Regions from separate parts of the Homo sapiens genome. Here region 1 is linked to region 2. Evidence: chromatin loops called from intact Hi-C (ENCODE). Cell type or tissue: chondrocyte. All regions are shown on one strand. Links, peaks and the distances in the headings refer to the core of each region. The heading gives the core; the rest is flanking DNA.

Region 1 (10,791 bases), core at 1,264-9,263, 220 kb before region 2:
CTGGAGTAGATCAGGAAACATAGCAGAGAAGATTCCACTTCAAAGGGTTTAGTATGAAGCTACTTTAGTCATTGATTTTTCTGTCTTGGAGTGCCAATTTCTCCTCCTGACTTGTACACTTCTCTTTTTTAAAAAATTTTTGTCTTTCTTTTTTTTCTTTAGTTCTTCTGAAACAAAAAAAAGGGATACATGTGCAGAACGCGCAAGTTTGTTACATAGGTATACACGTGCCATGGTGATTTGCTGCATCTATTGACCTGTCCTCTAAGTTCCCTCCCCTCACCCCTCACCCGCTATCCCTCAACAGACCCTGATGTGTGCTGTTCTCCTCTCTCTGTCCATGTATTCTCATTGTTCAACTCCCACTTATGAGTGAGAACATGCGGTGTTTGGTTTTCTGTTCCTGTGTCAGTTTGCTGAGGATGATGGCTTCCAGCTTCATCCATGTCCCTGCAAAGGATATGATCTCATTCCTTTTTATGGCTGCATAGTATTCCATGGCATATACCACATTCTTTATCCAGTCTATCATTGATGGGCATTTGGGTTGGTGTCACTTCTCTTTGGACTCCAAGCATTTGTCTTTGATGGTGTTTTTGAGTGGTTACAGATGAAACAATGGGACTATCGCTACAAAATTGTATGACAAACCTTCCTCTTGCCTTCTTCAGTAGAATTAACTAGCTGATGATTATGGAAACAAAAGAAGATTGCAACAATAATATATTTTATTTCTTTTTTTAAAAGTTATTATTTTTTAGTGACAGGATTTTGCTATGTTTCCCAGGCTAGCCTCCAACTCTTGGACTCAAGCAGTCCTCCTGTCTCAGCCTGCTAGTAGTTGGAACTAGCGACATGCCCACGATATATTTTATTTCTGTATTGCTTTGTACCTCTCAAAGCCATTTGCATGCATGCCCCCTTTTGACCTCAAATCAGTCCTGTGGGGATAGAGAGAGATCTTTTGGGTAGGAATAAATACACAGAGAGAATATATAATCTGTTTATTGAAGTTCACCACCATTGTAAATACTGTCTTCTATTTTAAGACTATTTTTCTTCTTTGGATTGAAGACATGTAGATAGACAATATTGCTACACTATTTTTTTTTTACAACCTTAAGTGCTGATAGAGATCAGATAATTAGATAAACAATCCCTGATATATGTAAGAGTAAACACTCCACATGGATACTATATGTAAAAAAATAAACAATGGAAACATCATTGAGATAAAATTAGATAATTATTTTTATTTATTGAAATTAACACTGAAAGTGGAATGTTCCAACACTGTTAGGGATTACAGTGAGACAGTTTGACTTTATCTTATTCCTGAAGATGTTTTCACTCTTTCAATTTGACAACTCTTCTATAAAAGCCTTTACCTGGTGGATTAACAGTTTGAGGTATTTAGAGTTAAAGAAGCGTTGTTCAAGAGATTGGAGATAAAAGCAGGGGCGGGGGGAGTTAAAGAGGAGGAGACTCATTTATTCATGAATTCTTTCATTCATCCATTCCTTTAACATTTATTGATACCACTATGAGTTATGTACTAGATATTGTACTAGATCTGGGAACATGGAGTTGCTTTCTTTCATGAAAGACTTTCTGATGGAAGAAAAGAAATAATATCATTTTGAGGGGAAGAGTTTTCCTTGAAAACCTTGAAACTACTCTGGTGTTGGTTTCAAGCAATGGTGTGTTTTTAGAAAATCAAAATTTGCCAGGACTGGTCATGTTTCAACTAGTGTGTTGATTTAATTCTTACTCAAGGGAGAAAATTGCCACTTGGATCATCAACCCCAGTTTCTGTGGAATCAGATCTTTCTCCCTGCCTCTGAAAGCCCTTATATAAGAACTGTCCAGAGTTAAATGAGGGGTGACAAGTTCATAACGCAGAAGGAACATTGTGTCTCTGGGCTATCAAAACATTGATCACCCATCCAGCCATTTAGCAGGGTATTCCCTTGAAAATCTCTGGCTCCTAATGAACAGTATAAATATGTGAATAGGAAGGCTAGATTTGGAAAGCTGTCTGTATGAGAAGAAAGTACACTGATGACAGAACACACATATGTATCCCATGAGTTGGCAGCAGTGTGATTATGTTGACGATGTTGACATTTGACAGTCAGAGCCCAGGACATGATGTCTTTGAGAAATTCTTCTTAAGTTGGGTATATTTTTTCCTAGTAGAGTAAGAGATAGAGTTGGAAGTGATTGCCTATTCTATACTGATAAGAAAGACATAGGCTTTGTAGAGTTCAGGACCTTGGCTGGCACTTCTCTTGGCTGATGAAGCAAGCCAGCATGGCCAGTTCTACTGGTGGTTATCTGAGCCAGTCTGCACAGGTCCCTGATTGCTATGAATCAGCACTCGTAGGTTCCACAGGCAGTAAGGAACCAGAAATACTGGTTTCTACCAACAGTTGGTCTCAGAAGGACTGGTGTGACTAACCAACTGTAAGAACAGCCTCAAATCCTTTCTGGGAAGAGGCAGGGTTTATAAATAAACAGAAAACAAACACAACTGACTCAAACTGAAATTTGTGGCTCTGGTTTGATGTGGTGAATGTATTTAATGTAGCCCAAGAGAGAAAGCTGAGGTCTCTACATTTATGAAATTACTAAAAGATTGCAATCACTGTTCAGCATTGTCTAAAAATATCATGTACAGTGTCGAAGACTTGTACTAATCATATGATTAATAGAATGATTATGACAGTGCTCTATAAATAAGGGTATGAAGTGGCAGTGTAGGGGCCAAGGGAAAGCTTCCCCTTTGCCCTCTGAAGGTTGGCTGAAAAATCAACTCACAAAAGCAGATTAATTGGAGAAAAGGCATATAAATGTATTAATGTGTACACAGACAAGAACCGCAGAGTGATTACCCTGATCCCTCAGTGGGGTTCAGAAGCTTATAAGCCATCTTGAGCTTACACAAAGAAGGGGGGGGCTTGGATTGTGACAAAACAGTTTATGGTGACAAAACAGGTTATGGGAGAGGGAGAAGAGGAGGCCTGGCTAGCAAAGGTAGTCTTGCCTGCCGGGTAGCAGCCCTCAGAGAGAATAGAAGGTAAATGATTCCTTCAGACCTTTGAAGGTGTCAGACTTCCAGTTAATCTTTCCTAGATCCAGCCAAGGGAAAGTCTCAGAGAAAGCCTGGCTGCAGCAATGTATAGCTTCCAGATGCATATTTTCCTGACAATAGACAGCTTTCCAGGGCTACTTCTCTTTGCAGGCCCTCTGAAGAGCCATCACAAAGTATGTCAAATAAATATATTCTGGGGTGAAATATTTTTATTTCCTTCAATAGTGAATAGAGACAAGTATGGACTGTTTTAACAAAACAAAATAAAAGCATGCCAATAATAGACATTAGAGTATTAACTACTCATTGCATATGCCTGCAATTCTGTTTGTAATGGTAAATAATCTAGCATTTATGTAAACTTTTTTTTTTAATGCTTCCCCTCTGTTTGAAACTAAAAATTCCCAGGCTGGGTGTGGTGGCTCATGCCTGTGATCCCAGCATTTTGGGAGGCTGAGGCAGGTGGATCACCTGAGGTCAGGAGTTTGAGACCATCCTGGCCAACATGGCGAAATCCTGTCTCTACTGAAAATACAAAAATTAGCCAGGCATGGTGGTGGATGCCTATAATCTCGGCTACTCGGGAGGCTCAGGCAGGAGAATCACTTGAACCCCTGGGGCGGAGGTTGCAGTGAGCCAAGATCGTGCCAGTTCACTCCAGCCTGGGCAAAAGAGTGAGACTCTGTCTCAAACAAACAAACAAATAAAAACACAACAACAAAAAGAAACTAAAAATTCTATTTAAAAAAAATAGCCAAGGCTCTTTACAATTTATCTTCTTTACTTTAAAAAGAATAGAGCAGCAACATCTGAGTAAAGTACATTTTTTACATTTCAACCAATCCTTATGTAAAAGACATCTAAAAAGGTATATATTAGCATTTTTAGGGCTTTTTGGAATTATAAACAGATTGACAGCTCTGTGGCCTGGAGTTAGTGCTGTTTATTTCCTAGACTGATATAGCAGCGGCTGTAGTTCCATGCATGGCACCCTGATTCCCAGGATTAGGAATACAAAGGCTGATTTGTGGGGAGGAGAGTTTTCTGGAAGCACGTGCAGCTGCCACTGGCGCATGCCAGCACATTCATTAGCCAATCTGACAGCAGAGCTGATGTCTACTCTCAGCTTTTCGGGGCAAAGAAAGGCACATGATGCCAAAGGGCCTTCTCATTCTTAGCTGAACACACAGAAGGGTAAAGCCAGGGGTTCCCATGATCCTTCCTTTTTCCTGGATCGTTAGCTGTCAGGATCTCAAGTAATCATGAATTAACCCCTGTAAGGCATCTGAATGAATGCCTACCTTATTTTAAACCTGAATAAGTAAAACCCTCTTAAAGATTGCTGTTTCATGCTGCCCGCCCCATCCCCCCAACCCACTCCCTTTTAATAATGTAGCAACATGGAGATTGAAGTGGGTAATTTTTCTCTTTGTATACTGTCTTTTTCAATTCTGGAACAGGTCCAGAAATTATAAATTGAATTGAATTATAAATAAGTATTGAATATTGTTTTGCTATTCCCAATACATTTAATACTGTCAATTATTTTAATTGGGCTAGTCATTTCAGAATTTAAAATAGTAAAGGCTCAGTCAAGGTTGCATCAGGGATTCCTGATACTTGGGAAACTAGAAAACAACAACAACAGTTCAAATCCATGTAGCTTCATTCAAATCATTCATGTACTGGCGTATGCCATAGTCCTTAACCTGACCCTACCCTGTGGTTCATAAAACTGTCAACTAACTTGCATATCATCCAGATGTCTTGTTTTGGCTCACCACATTTCAGACTTCGGTCTGTGAATACTTGCAAATATTTTCTTTTTTCTTTTTCTTTTCTTTCGCTTTTTTTTGAGACGGAGTCTCGCTCTGTCACCAGGCTGGAGTGCAGTGGCGCGATCTGGGCTTACTGCAACCTCCGACTCCCTGGTTCAAGCAATTCTCCTGCCTCAGCCTCCTGACTAGCTGAGATTACAGGCACGTGCCACCACACCCAGCTAATTTTTGTATTTTTAGTAGAGACGGGGAGTCACCATCTTGGCCAGGATGGTCTCAATCTCCTGACCTCGTGATCTGCCCGCTTCAGCCTCCCAAAGTGTTGGGATTACAGGCGTGAGCCACCGTGCCCAGCCACAAATGTTTTCTTAAATAATTTAGCATACATTACTGGTTGTCTCAGAATATTTCAGCAATAACGTAATAGTCTTTATTTATAACTAATAAAACTAGGATAATCCAGCAGTGGAAACCAATGAATAGGAGGCAACTCACCATGGTCTTGCTGGTTTTGCCAATGCCAAGCCAGAGGAACACAGGCAAATTATGAAATTCCTCTGGGTAGTATCACAGAAAAGCAAGGAGAATTTCAAAGCCGGGCCAGGAGGTGCTATTTAGGTAGAGATATTAAACATAATCACAGTTTAAGTGATTATATAAAAAGGGGCTGTTACAGAAACAGTGAAATCTTTATAGCCTCTGATAGGATACTTGATGGGCTTCCAAATTTGCGCACTTCCCTCTTGAAGAGAGTTAGATCTTTTGACTAGAGGGCTAGATCTCTCTCCTCTCTGAATTTCAAAAGTGTTAAAATAACAAGCAATGTCTAGCTGGGTGATTTTCCACATTCGTCCTGTCTAAAGGAAGAAGTTTGTTCTACTGTAAACAGTTATGGGAACTGTTTGCTTTGGATGGGCTTGGTCCTCATTGGCTGAGGAGGACTTTCTTACTCTGGTTTCTTGCCAAGGTAGAAATTCAATGCCAAAAGCTTCCTAGTCCTGTCTGGACATCCTCTAATCAGAATAAATTTGACCTAAAGAAAGTATGTTGGAGAGCTGCAAGCATGGTAGTAGTGCCTTGAAAAAAAAAACCAGTCGATTTAAGTAGTAGATTGTGCGGTTCAGTAGCATGGAACAAAGTTCATTGTCATATCCTGGACAGAACATTTCTTGGATCTTTTCTTGCTCCACCTCTAACCAGAAAAGGCTCTATCCTGAAACTATATTTGCATGTATGCAAGCCCTTTGAAATTCTTACACTCCTTTGCGTCTATTAAACCAAGAGGATAAGCAACCTGGTAATTTAGCACGGTCATGAGCATTTATCTACACAGTGGGCTCCAAATGGGTGTCTGAAGGTGAGTTGAGTGTGGATGTTAGAAGCCAGTCTTTCATTCTAGTCTTTCAAATATTAGCTGTACAAAGTGGATTATTTATACAAGTTATAGTTCTAAGCACAGTCTCTAGAGCCAAACTGCCTTCAGTTTGAATCCTGCCTCTACCAATTGTTTGGCAATCGACCCTGGACAAATTGCGTAAGTTCACTATACCTCTTTCTTTGCCTCTGTGAAATGGGCATTGTTGTGAGGTTTCAATGTTAATATATGTGAGGAACTTAGATCAATACTCAGGAACAAGTAAGTGCTCAATAATATTAGCTGTTTTTATTTTCTCCTTCTCTTGAAATTACAAGTGATGCTCACTGACTACTGACTCATTGTCTAGCTTGATGCTTCTGGCTGGAGAAGGATTTATAAGGGAGTGAGAAATGTGTGGATGTGCCATCTGTCCACTTTTACTTCTAGGTGTATCCGTATCTGTGTATAAAAGCCAAAAAAAAGGCCCATTAAATGCTCAAACATTTATGAAGACTTTTCTCAAAAAAGACTTTCCTGGCTTTTAAGCTGTTAGGCAAATCAGTTCTATATTTAAATATCATTCTGTCCTTTTGATGGTTGAATTCAAATTGTGCCTATTATAGCTGACTCTTAATCGTAGGTGGTCCTGTGCCAATCGTGTAAGACTACTGACAATGATCTATGGCAACAATCATTTCTGTACACAAGTTGTGGTTGACTAAATCCACATATTCTCTCAGGTGTGGGGCAGAACCTCTAAAATGCCACAGTGAGTGGGAGGTGGGGCATTTATAAGTAGCAGATCATTGTACAACCATTTCCTGTGCCCCAGCCTCCTCTGACCTCAGCTACTTTTTTAAGGTACTGACCCACAGCCTCTGCTATGAGCCATATCCCCAGCACCTCCTCTGTGCAGCTCCAGTAGCCACTTCTTGTCTTGGAGGCTGGCTGTGTCATGCAGTGTTGCAGATTATGCTAAGTGAATCCAGTATCTCCTTGTTGCTCCCTCTGTCAAGGATCTGCAGTTTGTGGATTTAATATGTGGAGCACATATTCATTTATTAATTCACCACTTAGGCATGTATTAAGGCCCACTATACACTAGGCATTGCACTAAGCATTGGGAATGTAAATATGACCAAAGTTCTTCTTCTTCTTTTTTTTTTTGAGACAGGGTCTCACTCTGTCATTCATGCTGGAGAGTAGTGGTACCATCATAGCTCACTGCAGCCTCAACCTCCTGAGCTCAAGCGACCCCCCAACTCTCCCCACTCCCCACAACTTTGCTTTAGGCTCCCAAGTAACTAAGACTCCCAGTTAATATTTTATTTTATTTTTTTGAGACAGAGTCTTGCTCTGTCATCCAGGCTGGAGTGCAGTGGCACTATCTCAGCTCACTGGAACCTCTGCCTCCTGGGTTCAAGTGATTCTTGCGCCTCAGCCTCCTGAATAGCTGGGACTACAGGTGGGCGCCACTGCACTCAGCTAATTTTTGTATTTTTGGTAGAGATGGGGTTTCACCATGTTTCCCAGGCTGGTCTCAAACTCCTGGTCTCAAGTGATCCACCCACCTCGGCCTCCCAAAGTGGTGGGATTACAGCACCGCGGCTAGCCCTTTATTTTTATTTTTTGCTATGTTACCCACTATGCCTAGCCTGACTAGATTCTTGATAGCACCTCATGACTATATATTAGACTCTAGAGGTGAAGAGAAACACAGGTGGATATGACAAAGGTAGCAAAATGGTGTGGGGTCATGGTTAGAAACATGGACTTTGAGCCTGAGTGTTTGGGTACAAATTCTTACTCAGCCACTTACTAGCTGTGTGACCTTGGACTTCATAATAACTTCACTTCTCTATGCCTAGTTTCCTTATTTGTCAAGTGGCAACTGTCATTGTACCTAGGGTTGTTGTAGGAGTTAATATTTATGACTATGTAGGGGAGTGTCTGAAACATAGTAAGTGCTATGTAAACATTTAAGTAAATAAGTGCAGCAATCGAGCTATATACAGGGTATTATAGGAGTACCTTGTCCAATTAGCAATATCAAACTTTTGCTTCTGTTCAGGTCTGTCCAAGGTATGGGGACATTTCCGAAGTCAGGAGAATTAAAAAAAAAAAAAAAAAGCCAGAGTTTGGCTGCTCAGCATCAGTGCAGCATTAGTGCAGGCCTTAGCCCACAACTTACTTCCACTAATGAACATTTGTCTCATTCCTTGGGTCAAATTTCTACCTGGTATCTTTGTCCTAGTAAATGAGTCTTTGTCCTATTTTCCTGCATCTTTAGTCTCTGCCTAAATTTCTGGTCAAGTCCTCAGTTCTTCTGGAACAGAGGTTCTGCCTTGATCTTGCTAATTTGCATGCCCGTAAGCTCCACTCTCCAAGCAGGGTTCCAGCTACCAGCTGCCAGGCCTGCTTGCTGCCTGGGTTTCTGAATATTACTTGCTCTAGGAGTCCCCATTGCTATTTTTCTTCCATGCATTTAGCCACCCATCTGCCTATTATTCTACTCTCCTGACACTATGCCCTGACCTGGCTGGTGTCTCTAATTGCCTGTTTTCCATGTGGCTGCCTGGCCCTTAGGGACAGGTGTTTGATCTTATCATCTCACTTATGCCTTGTTCGGCCACCACTTAATCTTCCCTACTGACAAGAAAGAAGGTGGCAAGGAAGAACGGCTGAGTGAGACACTCTGTGTTGCTCATCAAGTGACCTAGTTTAGTTTACCAAGGAATGTTTGGGTGTATCTGTTGGGGGTAGCTTATCATAAATAACTATGCATAGCCATATGTGTAATTAGGAGGGGCTTGCTCTCTACAAAGTTTCCTATGTGAAGACTTTCTCTTCTTGATGCCCCAGTTAAGGAAATTCCTTTACTAATTTATCTTCCTGAATAACCCGTCCTCCCTGAATAATCAGTTTCATGTGCTGTCCCACTGCTGCTAAATTACTCTAATGAAGTCATAATACTGTGGTTCTGGGCTTTCAAGTTCAGTACTTTCTACGTATTTTTCATTCTTAGTGTTTGCATGCAGGCTAAACATTCTAGGACGTCATGGTTTCCCCTCTGCTCCCCACCATTCCTATTTTTACTTCTCGGAGTTTTCCAAAACTTGATTATAGTCAATGTCAGCCCAAAGAATTTCCCTTTCCCTGGAATCACTTCTGTTGAACATGGCCACTTTTGTTTTGAATAAGAAAACCTAATCATCTCAATTACGATAATAACCTCGAAGTTGCATTACTGACGAGGGTGTCATGAAAGTGAGTCAATAGTGGAAGGGGAATAAAGGGCATAATATAATCCCCAGCTCTTAGCAACATAACCTAATTTTCATTCAGTCCCATGTAGCTGCCTAATTTCCATTAGGCGCATGCTGATTTCTTTTAGCCCCATGCACAGAAGACGATCTTATTTTCCCTTCAGTTCTATTTGGTACTTAGAGTTAATTGGAAACTTAATTATAAGTGCTAGAAGTCATCTGCAGAGTATTTCTCATTTGTGATTTATTATCCATTTTTATGGTATGCATTTATTTTCTTGATCGAAATAATTTTCATTTTAAATAGCATCTGACATTTGCAAGGGTTTTAAAGCACATTCATATATGCTATCTCATTAATTCTCACAACAGTCCTGTGAGGTAGGCAGAACTGTTATTATGCCTATGCTACAGACGAGAAAATAATGGCAGGGAAAAAGATTGTGGGAGAATAAAGTAAAAAGTGCATAGGAGGAAGAGCCTGATGATTAAGCACTGCTTGCAGCTCTGGCGTTGTTGACTATGAGCTGCATGCCTCTAGGCAAGTTACTTAAACTCTCAAGCTTTGTTTCTTCATCTGAAAAATGAGGGACTTAAATTTAGGGTTTCTTGCAGTTCTGAGTCTGTGTGATGTTTGTTTAAGCCGGCATATTCATATTAACCTTCCCTACTCAACCGCTGATAGGTGAGGAATACACACACACACACACACACACACAGAAGTACACACACACACACACACACACACACACACTCACATCAAGGACTCCTTTGGGCCCAAGAGTTGAGATAGGCAATCCTGAAGTGAGGGGGCTGGGAGAACCAGGGAACTGAGCATGTAGGAAGAGATGATTTGCTCTTGAAAAGGTGTAGTGGGGCTGGGCACGGTGGCTCACATCTGTAATCCCAGCACTTTGGAAGGCCAAGGCAGGCAGATCACAAGGTCGGGAGATCCTGGCTAACACGGTGAAACCCCGTCTCTACTAAAAATACAAAAACAAAATTAGCCAGGTGTGGTGGCGGGCACCTGTAGTCCCAGCTAGTTGGGAGGCTGAGGCGGGAGAATGGTGTGAACTTGGGAGGCAGAGCTTGCAGTGAGCTGAGATCGCACCACTGCACTCCAGTCTGGGTGACAGAGTGAGACTCCATCTCAAAAAAACAAACAAACAAAAGGTGTAGTGAATATTCATTCTAGGTTGAGTGAGGTGGCAAGTCCCAGCTGGGACAGCTTTGGGACCAGTTCAGTGCAAATTTGGAGGAATTAGAGGTTGGGAAAAGGTTGGAAAAGTGTTTCCT
Region 2 (10,791 bases), core at 1,333-9,332:
CAGAACAGGCTCGGAGTCCCCCAAAAGCCCATCCCTAGAGAATTTGTCACTATTTGACCTGACAGCTCAGGGCTCGTCTGTTTCATTTGACTCAGAGGTTGTTCCATGCAACCAGCCCTACCCATAGGGCATTTATCAACAATAAGCAAAAGGCAGTTGTTTAACATTGCATTACCTGAGGTGCCATTACAAATTCAGGCTAACAAGAGGCTAAGCACAAAATATAAGAGGAACACTGGTGAATTAGATAACTGTATGGGTTTTGAAAAGCTTTGCCATATTCCTACAAATCTAGAAGGCCACATGCATGCATAGGGCTGTGTACATGCTCAGGAAAGTACTGGAAGACCCTAGGCTCTCACCTGTGGCTGACTTTAAAGCTCTGTATATGCAGGAAGTGAAAGCAAAGGCAGAATTGGAAATGGCTGCTAAAATGTGGGCCAAGGCACGGTGGCTCACGCCTGTAATCCCAGCACTTTGGAAGGCCAAGGCCGGGGGATCACCTGAGGTCGGGAGTTCGAGACCAGCCTGACCAACATGGAGAAACCCCCATCTCTACTAAAAATACAAAATTAGCTGGGCATGGTGGTGGGTGCCTGCAATCCCAGCTACTCGGGAGGCTGAGGCAGGAGAATCGCTTGAACCTGGGAGGCAGAGGTTGCAGTGGGCCAAGATCACGGCACTGCACTCCAGCCTGGGCAACAAGAGTGAAACTCCATCTCAAAAAAAATAAAATAAAATAAGTAAAATGTTGAAGGAGTGACCCAACACACACACAGATGCCACAGGCAAAGACTGGGAGAATCACTGGTTCAAAGAGTTTAAGGAAATCTCGGTCCAGTTATGAGCTGACCGCTAAGCTAACCAAGCTGAGACTCCAGTGGCTGCATAGGGCAAAGAATATGGACTAAACAGAATTAGTCGAGGAAAGTCACTAAACAAACAACAGCAATAAAAAAACAACAAAGAGCAATAACAGCAAACCCTGGGAAGGAAGGGGAATCTGATTTCCAGAGGTGACACATAATTTACAATATCTAGTTTTCAGCAAAAAACGATAAGCCTGACAGATCAAGTAGTGACAGCTCTCCAGGGATGGGCTTTTGGGGAACTCCGAGCCTGTTCTGCACCCTGCAGTAGCTGCTATTTTCAGCTGTGTTTTCATAATTCTCGGTTTCAAGGTTGTTGGTTTACAAGGCCTCACATAAGTATGGCCCACACACAGGGGAAAAAAAGCAGTCAATAGAAACTGCCTCTGAGGAAACCCAGATGTTATACTTACTATACAAAGACTCCAAATTAGTTATCATAAATATGTTCAAGGATCTCAAAGAAACCATGTCTAAAGAATTAAAAGAAAGTATAAGAATGTTGGCCCATTAAATATAGAATATCAACAAAGAGTTATAAATTACAAGAAAAAAGAGAACTAAATAGAAATTCAGGGCTTGGAAAGTTGCTATAGACTGAATGTTTATGTCCCCCGAATTCATATGTTGAAACTGAATCTCCAGTGAGATGGTATTTGGAGGTGGGGCCTTGGGAAGGTGATTAGATCATGAGGGCAGAGCCCACACCAGAACTTGACCATGCTAGCAATCTTATCTTGGACTTCCAGCTTCCAGAACTGTGAGAAATAAATTTCTATTATTTATTTATTTATTTATTTTTTTGAGACGGAGTCTTGCTCTGTCGCCCAGGCTGGAGTGCAGTGGCACAATCTCGGCTCCCTCCCGAGTAGCTGGGACTACAGGTGCCTGCCACCACGCCCCACTAATTTTTTATATTTTTAGTAGAGATGAGGATTCACCATGTTAGCCAGGATGGTCTCGATCTCCTGACCTTGTGATCTGCCCGCCTTGGCCTCCCAGAGTGCTGGGATTACAGGCATGAGCCACTGCGCCCGGCCTGTTCTTTATAAGCCACACAGTTTATAGTATTTTGTTACAGCAATCCAAAGAGAATAAGAAAAAGGTACAACAACTGAAATGAAAAATTCTCTAGAGGGTATCAACAGCAGCTTTGCACTAGAAGAAGAAAGAATCTGTGAACTTGAAAGCAGGTCAACTGAGAGTGCCTAGCTTGTGGAACAGAAAGAAAAAGAATAAAGAAAAATGAATGGAGCCTCAGAGACCTGTGTGACACCATCAAGCATACCACATACAAATAATCAGAATCCAAGGACAGGAGAAAGAGAAGGGGATAGAAGGGGATAAAATATTTGAAGAAATCGTGGCTTAAAAGCTTCCAAACTTTGATGAAAAACATTAATCTGCACATCCAAAAAGGTCAACAAACTCCAAGCAGGAGAACTCAAAAAGATTGACACTTAGATACATGCATTATAGTCAAACTTTTGAAAGACAAAGAGACTATTGAAAAAAGCAAGAAAAACACTCATCACATACTATGGATGCTCATAACAACGTCATTCATAACTGTCAAAAAGTGGAAACAAATGTCCGTTAGGGGATGAATGGATAAACAAAATGTGGTACGTTCATATAAGAGAATATTATTTGGTCACAAAAAGGAATGAAGTTCTGATACATGTTACAACATGGACGAACCTTGGAAACTATGCTAAGTGGAAGAATTCAGTCACAGAACACCATGTACTGTATGGTTCCAGTCATATGAAATGTCCGGAAAAGACAAATCTATAGAGACAGAAAGTAGATTAGTGGTTGCCAGGGGTGGAGGAGAAAGAAATGGAAATTGACCATTAATGGGTATTTTCTGAGATGACGAAAATGCTCTGGTATTAGATAGCACTGATTAATGCACAATATTGAGAATATACTAAAACCACTGAATTGAACACTTTAAGAGTGAACTTTGTAGACTGTGAATTTTATCTTGATAGGCTGTTATTTAAAAAATCAAACAAACTACTTGGTGAGTGCTTGAGGTGGGACACTGCCAGCTGAAGACAAATTTGAGCTCCCATGAACTGCCCCACCACTGTCATGGCTGAAATCAGGTGAATTCAGGGCAGGTGATGTCTGGCACCAAAGAGATATGCTCCAATAGCCTGTGAATAGGTAAAATAAGCTGCAGGTTATGTGCTATTTCTGGAGTTTTGGGGTAAATTTGTGCCTTGCTTTCCTGCTCAAGCAAATGAAAGGGAAAATGAATGAATAGAAGTGGTGCAATTTATAGTGATTACATTGAATCCCCTGTAATTAAATTTAAATACAATTCTAAATTTTATATTCTAAATACAATTCTAAATTATAATATTTTAGAAAAATCATTCATAATTTTTTTTATTTGTGGTACATCTCACAACAGATAGAAAGTTAGCACTGTGTGGCAAGAGCCTGGTAGACAGCCTGGCTTAAGAGATCATCTATTTCAGTGGGTCCCAGATTTTGGTAACCACAAGAGTTACTTTAGAAGCTATTAGAAATGTTGACTCTGGATCTCTCCTATTCTCTAAACTCTCTTCTCATTCCTCGGCTAAAGAATGTGATTCACTAGGTCAGGAGAGGGGCTGAGGTGTCGACACTGCCAAAAAGCAGCCCTGGTGATTCTGATGCAGGCAGTCTATGGTTCCAGTTGAAAAATATTGATATTGCCCAACTCACTGGTCTTAGATGAGATAATTGAGACACACAGAGGGGAAATGACTTGCTTGAGGCCACATGATAGAAGCAGAGGTATAGAGTGGGAATTTGCATTCAGGTCTCGTCACCTGCAGTCTCATGCTCTGTCCATTCCACCACAGCTCTTCTCACATAGTTGGATTAGAACAGCCCTGTGGTCACCACTCAGGAGTGCTCAGGAGAGTGGTGGACTTGTGTCAGGGAGCATTCAAACCACTATACACTTGCCAATGGCTCAGGCAACCCGAATTTCTGCTGCTTTTGCATATAAAAAGCATCTTGTGCAGAGCATCAGAATGTGAGTGATGCCACGTGGGAGCCGAGGAAGGCCAGTGAATGTGAGAATGTGCGTGTTTGAAAGTACTTGGAGATTTCAGAGAGTGGCAACCCAAGGACCCACAAATGACTCATTTCTTTTTAAACCAGAGCTACATAGTGTTAAGCATTCAAACATTTTCAGACATGTGGATCACTGACTTTAGTGTTCAGTTTCCTGCTGGCACCTAATACCATGAAATTACATTGCAGAGAATTCTAATTCATAGTCAGAACAGTTATAAATATATTTGGCTACAAAAAACAGAGACAATGAAAGGAATGAGACAGAGTGCTATGAACACTCTTCAAAGATAAAAGATTAGTCTTGAAACTATATCATAATTTTATAGAATGGGGAGTCTAGGCTGAGAAAACCTTATATGGTGGCATAAGAAAACATGGTGCATTGCGGGGACTGGGAGATACAGAGTTTAGTGTGGCTGGGTAAGGAGTGTGTTTGGTGTGGCTGTGTGTGTGTGTGTGTGTGTGTCTGTGTGTCTGTGTGTGTGTATGGGAGGCAGGGGAAGGGGAGATTAGGGATAGGGAGGAGCATGAACCCTGAGAGACAAGGTCAGGGTGGGAGGAAGATCCAGATCACTAAAGGCCTCAAATGCTATTTTATGGAGCTTGGACCTCATCTAATTGACATTGGGGAACCGCTAGAGGATTTCAAGCCATGCAGGTGGAATTGCAGTTTAGAAGGATCACTCAGTTTGGAGTATGGAGAAAAGCTAGAAAAGGGATGCAGGAACAGAGGCCACTAAAAAATGATAAGGGCCTGAACCAAGGTCTTGGTTAGAAGTTCTTCCCAAGCTTGAGGACAACCAGTTTCAGTTGCCACCACTGGGCAGGTCCCCAGAAGACACAATACTTGGGACCATTGTCCCCACTGCCTCTTTACTTCTTAGGAGACATCTGTGATCAGATTTGAGAATCAAATTTCAGAGAGGCAAGCTTGGACGATGGGTGTAAGTGTTGTAAGAAAAATTGGTAAGGAGACGAGAAGAAAAGATGAGAAAAAGGAGCAGGGAGAGGAAAAGAGACAAGAGAAAAGATATATGAATATCTAGAACTTAGAAGAATCATTAAGAGGTCATTCTTAGTTTGCAAAATGTTTCGTAACGATTGCTTTAAGAAAAACACCCAGAATTTTTAAGCTCTATATCTTCTCTAGTGATTAATTTCTAAATTCATTTTGAAGAGGTCATTATTAAATTAATTATCTCATAGCGATCTCATGTATAAATATCATGCCAAAGAGGTAAAAATTTATCGAGGCTCACACAGGAAGCTGATCAACATTCTGTGGTTTGACAATCTGCATTCTGAGCAGGAGCCAGGGTTTAACTTTACCACATCTCAGAGGAATTCAGATTTTCTGAGAAAGGGCTGAAAAATTTGCACTCCCTGGGGTGGCAGAGGAGGCTAGGGCTAGAAGCCAGGTTACCAAATCCCTGTGTGGAACACGTGGGCAGATGTGAAAAGTGGGAGGAATGTTCAGACCACATCGTCTCCTAGTGAAAGTACCAATGCAAGCTTGCAACCATAGCAACACAATAGCCCTATTAAAACACACACACAAAATCTGTCAATGAATTAAAAAACTCCACTTTTTGCTAGTAAGTAAAGCTTGGCGTTTATTTTTGTTTGCTCTTTATCCATTTGATTAGAAACCCGCTGTTAAAAGACTCCAATTCCTTGATAACCCTTTCTAGTACAGAGGCAAACATTTTAGGAATATAATTTGTACTTGAAGAGGATAATTCTCTTGTGACTCTAGAAGGGAGAAACATGAAGAAAATACGAACTAATAAGAAAGACCAGGTGTGGCAACTCATCCCTGTAATCTCAGCACATTGGGAAGCTGAGGCAGGAGGATCACTTGAACCCAGGAGTTTGAAACCAGACTGGGCAACATAGTGATACCCCATCTCAAAAAAGAAAAAAAAAGAAAGAAGGAGATGGCCTTAAGGTTTCTTGTCTTGGCACCAAAATGAAATCAGTGATGAGTGGGTGGAGGACTGGAGTTACTATGGGCAGTGCGTGGGGGAGATAAGAAGAAATTGCCCTAAAGATATGTCAGGTCTCTTTCTAAAGAGTAGGACTTGGACCAAGGAGAAGGAAGTGAGTCATGCAAGCACAGGGTCAGATCCTGTCTTCATTAAAAATGTGATATTTTGATAATGATTTTCTTGCATTCATTTTAATTCTTTAAAATATTACACGAAAATGTTATTTGATTAATTTTTTAGTGCTCCTTAAAATTTGTACCTGATACATCAACTCATGCTAGTTCCTGCCCTGCTAAAGGGAAACATTAATAAATGAGAAAAAATATTTATAGTTCATATTAAATATTGTTTGCATTCCGAACTCTACTTGGAAAGCAAAGCCATGTTCTCTAGGTCCACAGGTCCCAAGCTCTACCTCCCGTGGTTTCCCAAGGCCAGGGTGTGTGGAATTGAACATTTCACAATCTGGGGGAGACAACACAACTTTATGGTTTTTTCCTCTGGTTGCTTTGAAGATTTTCTCTTTATTTTAAGCAATTTGATAACATTATGCCTTCATGAAATTTTCTTCTTGTTTCCTAAGCTTGGTGTTGGTTGAGCTTCAAATCTGTGAGTTTATATCTTTAGACAAATTTACATCTAAAAAAATTAATTTAAAAATTTTTTCTGTCTTCACATTTTCCAACAGGAAAATAATATATAATTGGACTGCAATACTCCAATTATATGTGTATTGGACTGCTTAAAGGTGTCTGATGTTCTCTTCATTTTTCAGTGTGTTTTCTCCAGGAGTTTTATTATGCATGGTTCCTATGGCTATGCCGTCAAGTTCACTAATATTATTTTATTTGGTGTTGAATCCACTGTTTATCCTACCCAGTGTATTTTTTTCAGGTGTTGTAGTTTTCATTTCCAGAAGTTCTATTTGGGTCATTTAAATAGATCTCATGTCTCTTTTTAATGTGCTTAATCTTTCCTCCACCTTCTTGAACATATGGAATATAGTTACAATAACTACAATGACATGATCTCAGCTCACTGCACCCTTGACCTCCTGGGCTCAAGAGATCCTCCCACCTTAGCATCCTGAGTAGCTGGGACTATAGGAACATGCCACCACACCTGGCTAATTTTTGTATTTCTTGTAGAGCTGGGGTTTCACCATGTTGCCCAGGCTGGTCTGGAATGCCTGAGCTTAAGCTATCTGCCCACCTTGGTCTCCCAAAGTGCTAGGATTATAGGTGTGAGCCACTGAGCCTGACCATAACTACATGTCTTAATGTTTTTCTCTACTAATTCTAACATCTTTATCATTTCTGGGTCTGTTTCTACTGATCAATTTTTCTTTTCATTATGAGTTATATTTTCCTGTTTCTTTGCATACCCAGTAATTTGGATTGGATGCCAGATATTGTAAATTTTACCTTGTTGGGTATTGGTTTTTTTTATAGTCCCATAAATATTTTTAATGTTTGTTCTGAGATACATGTGCATTACTTGAAAACAATTTGAAGTTTGCTTTTAAGCTTTGTGAGGTGGGATGAGAGCTGCCTTTGGTATAAGGCTGATTTTTCTCACTACTGATTCCAGACTCCCAGCTCCATCTTCTCAACTAAATGAGACCTCCTCTCTGCATGGTATCTTGGAAATTTTCCAGGCTGTGAGCTGGAACAATCATAGAGCTCACCTTATTTGCTTTCCCGCTCTTAGAGATCACTGTCCTGTGCTGTCTGATGTTCAGTGTCTAAAAACTATACTTTCTGATATTTTGCCCATTTACTTTTTAGCATTTTTCAAGACAGGATCAATTAGGTCTTTGGTATTCCTCTTTGCCTGAAGTGAAAGTCTTGAACATTATGGCTTCTGACTGTGGTTGATGAGTAATATTTTTAGAGAACAAAATAAAGTATACCTTGAATGACCAATTAAAGCTTTCTGAATGGTTTAAGACACTTTAATAAAATTTACATCACCTATAAGTGTCAAAACAATTATAAATTTATACTCATAGTTTTCATATAACCCCTTAGTGAGTAGGTGTCAAAGTTTCATTTCTCATTAATGAGGTAATCAGAAGAATGATAAAGCCAGTGAGGAAAGTGACACAAAGAGAAGGCAAATGGCCAGGCACAGTGGCTCATGCCTGTAATCCCATCACTTTGGGAGGCCGAAGCAGGTGGATCACTTGAGCCCAGGAGTTTGAGGCCAGCCTGGGCAACATGGTGAAACCCTATCTCTACTACAAGTACAAAAATTAGCCAGGCGTGGTGGCACACACCTGTAAGCTCAGCTACTCAGGAGACTGAGGCATGAGAATCGCTTGAACCTGGGAGGTGGAGGTTGCAGTAAGCCGAGATGGCACCATTGGACTCCAGCCTGGATGACAGAGCAAGACTCTGTCTCAAAAAAAAAAAAGGAAGGGGGGGACAGGCAAATGACGTATTAGAAGGAGGAAGAGAGGCAGAGAGAGAGAAAGGGAGAGAGATGGGGAGAGAGAGAATGGAAAAATATGCTGGAATAAAATTGCTAAATTACATACAAACTGGTTAATGTCCCACAGGGCAAAAAATCATAACCTTTGGGGTTATCATCTAAGCTGAACAGAAATAATTTTTATCTCTATGATAAAAAACTCATTTGCATCATATTTGTTTTCCACAAGTTACATCAAATCCTTTACAGGCTTAAAAATGTCTAGATGTTTAATAGTAGTAATGGTAAAAGTTACTTTCCACTAGAGGGTCAGATGATCCTTGGATGGGCTAAAAGCAATGTTTTAATAAGGGATTGGATGGACACAAGTCATCTTTTTGCGTTATTTCCAAGTTTTGGGAAAAAAGGTTTTGGACAAATTTTTTTTTTTTTTTTTTTTTTTTTTTATCACAAGAATTAACTGTAAGTCGATGTTATCTGCCATGACATAGCTGGCCACTCTGGGCCTACATTTGCTCATTTAATGAAAAGACAAAACTAGACTAGTGGTTTTTAATTGTGATTATATGTTAGAATCACTCAGGGGAGCTTTTCGAAAATACAAAAGAAAGGGTCTTTTACCAGACCAACTAAATCAGACACTTTGAGGGGGACGTCTGGGCATCACCAAGTTTTTCAAAAGTCCCCTATTACCCTAATGTGCAGCCAGGGTTGAAAACCACTGGTCTAGACTGAGTTGCTCAGACCCCTTTCAATAACAATGCACTGTGATTCTATAGCTTGAAGCACAGGCAAATCATTTTTGCGCTGAAGAAAGTTGACATAAATACAAGCTCTGCTGACCGCAGTGCATTCCCAGTGACTTGGAAATGATTCAGGGCTGCCAGCATTCATTCCATGGTGTGGAAGCAGTGGGAAGAGCCAGGGGTGGGAGCGCTGAATGACCGGCCTTTGTGTTCCAATTAGATACAGTCAGCTTGAGTTGTTAGAGAGAGATAGGAATGTCTGCAGCCCATTCTTTTAAAAAAAAAAAAAAAGATATATCAAAATTCATTTTGTGCCCCTGGCTCTCTGTTGCTAACCTCATTCCCACTTCCGGAGCAGGTGCTCTTTCATCTTTCACACAGTTATTGGAGATGGCATTTCTGATTTAAGACTGTGCATTAGTAAATTAAGGCCATGACCAGTAACATGCACAAAAATAGCGCAACAAGTATAAGCCTTTAAAATAATGTTAAATAATGAAATTCTATTCCTTCATGCTTGTTATCACTGAAATCCATTTTTTGTAGCTTTTAAAAAAATTACAAATCATTAAAAGCAAGGGCTTTTGAAATGCTTCACCCTACAACTATGCTTATAAGAAACACATAGGATATGTTACTAACTGAGCAAGCCGGAAATTAAAAGAAAAATTGTTTAACTTGATAACTTTTTTTAAAAAATCATAAATAATGTTGAATTTTTTCAAGTGGCTTTTGGGCATCTTTCTTGATTATTGTTCAACTTCTTTCCTTTGATCTGTTAACATAGTGAATGTTAATAGATATCTAAATATTAAGCTATCTTTTGACTTCTGGGATCAATACTATTTGTTAATGATAGGGTATTCTTTCAATATTCTATTTGATTTCATTTATTTCCCTTCTGATACTTTTGAGGATAATCTTCTTTTGTATATAGCAAGTTGGGTAGGGACGGTGTTAGTTTCATAATCATTTGATAGATTAGAAAACTGAAACACAGAGATAGTAAATGACTTATTATCTAAGAACAAATGGCAAACAAGTATTTGATTTCTGGCCCAGGGATTTTTGGTCTGTTCTCCACCAGGAAATTAGTGTTTCATCAAGCAAATATGCCATCCACCAAGTATTTCAGATAACCTCACAATATTTCACATAACCTAAGAGTAGTGTCTTCTAGTTTAGCTACATCATTAATGCCATTTAAAATCCTAATTCCTAATGCTCTCCTTTTTTTATTCTCCACAGTGACAGTTGTCATAACTATATCTAACGATTGTGGGACTTGGAGAAAAATGCAGAGTGGAAGCAGGAGGAGGTGAGAATAAGGAGGCCAGAAGGATGGCTGAGTCATTAGCTGAGCTCTCCAACCTCCTCCTGTACTATTCTCCCCTTTACTCACTAACTCTAGCCACACTGGCCTTCCTTTTGTTCTCCGAACTTTCCAAGTCCATTCACGGCTTAGGGCCTTTGCCTTTGCTGTGCCTTCTGTTTAAAATGGTCTGCCCTAGACTTATGCATGGCTGGCTCTTTCCTTTAGTCAGGCCTCAGCTTACATACTACCTCCTCAGAGAGGCCTTCCCTGACCTTCCATCTAATTAGCAGATACCCACTATATAGGTTGCATATCCATAATTCGAAAGTCCCAAATCCAAAAAGTTCCAAAATCTGGAA

What was found. A loop is a pair of places that touch in the nucleus more often than their neighbours do. Peaks named below come from ENCODE experiments on the same cell type or tissue, not always from the same donor. Only the 100,000 strongest peaks of a DNase experiment are listed, where the experiment ranks them.
Region 1: a loop joins it to region 2, with 1.9 times the contacts of the local background. A loop is called at or near these places in 6 of 110 quality-filtered maps.

What each region holds. Positions count from the first base shown.
Region 1 is chr2:203,576,879-203,587,669 of GRCh38, forward strand. No RefSeq gene overlaps it. Among named protein-coding and RNA genes, the nearest start is that of RAPH1, 47 kb to the left of the region's middle. In chondrocyte, for the core only: no CTCF peak of the experiment used is centred there; no DNase peak of the experiment used is centred there.
Region 2 is chr2:203,798,961-203,809,751 of GRCh38, forward strand. No RefSeq gene overlaps it. Among named protein-coding and RNA genes, the nearest start is that of CTLA4, 63 kb to the right of the region's middle. RefSeq lists enhancers at 870-959, 1,030-1,179. In chondrocyte, for the core only: no CTCF peak of the experiment used is centred there; a DNase peak (open chromatin) is centred at 5,372.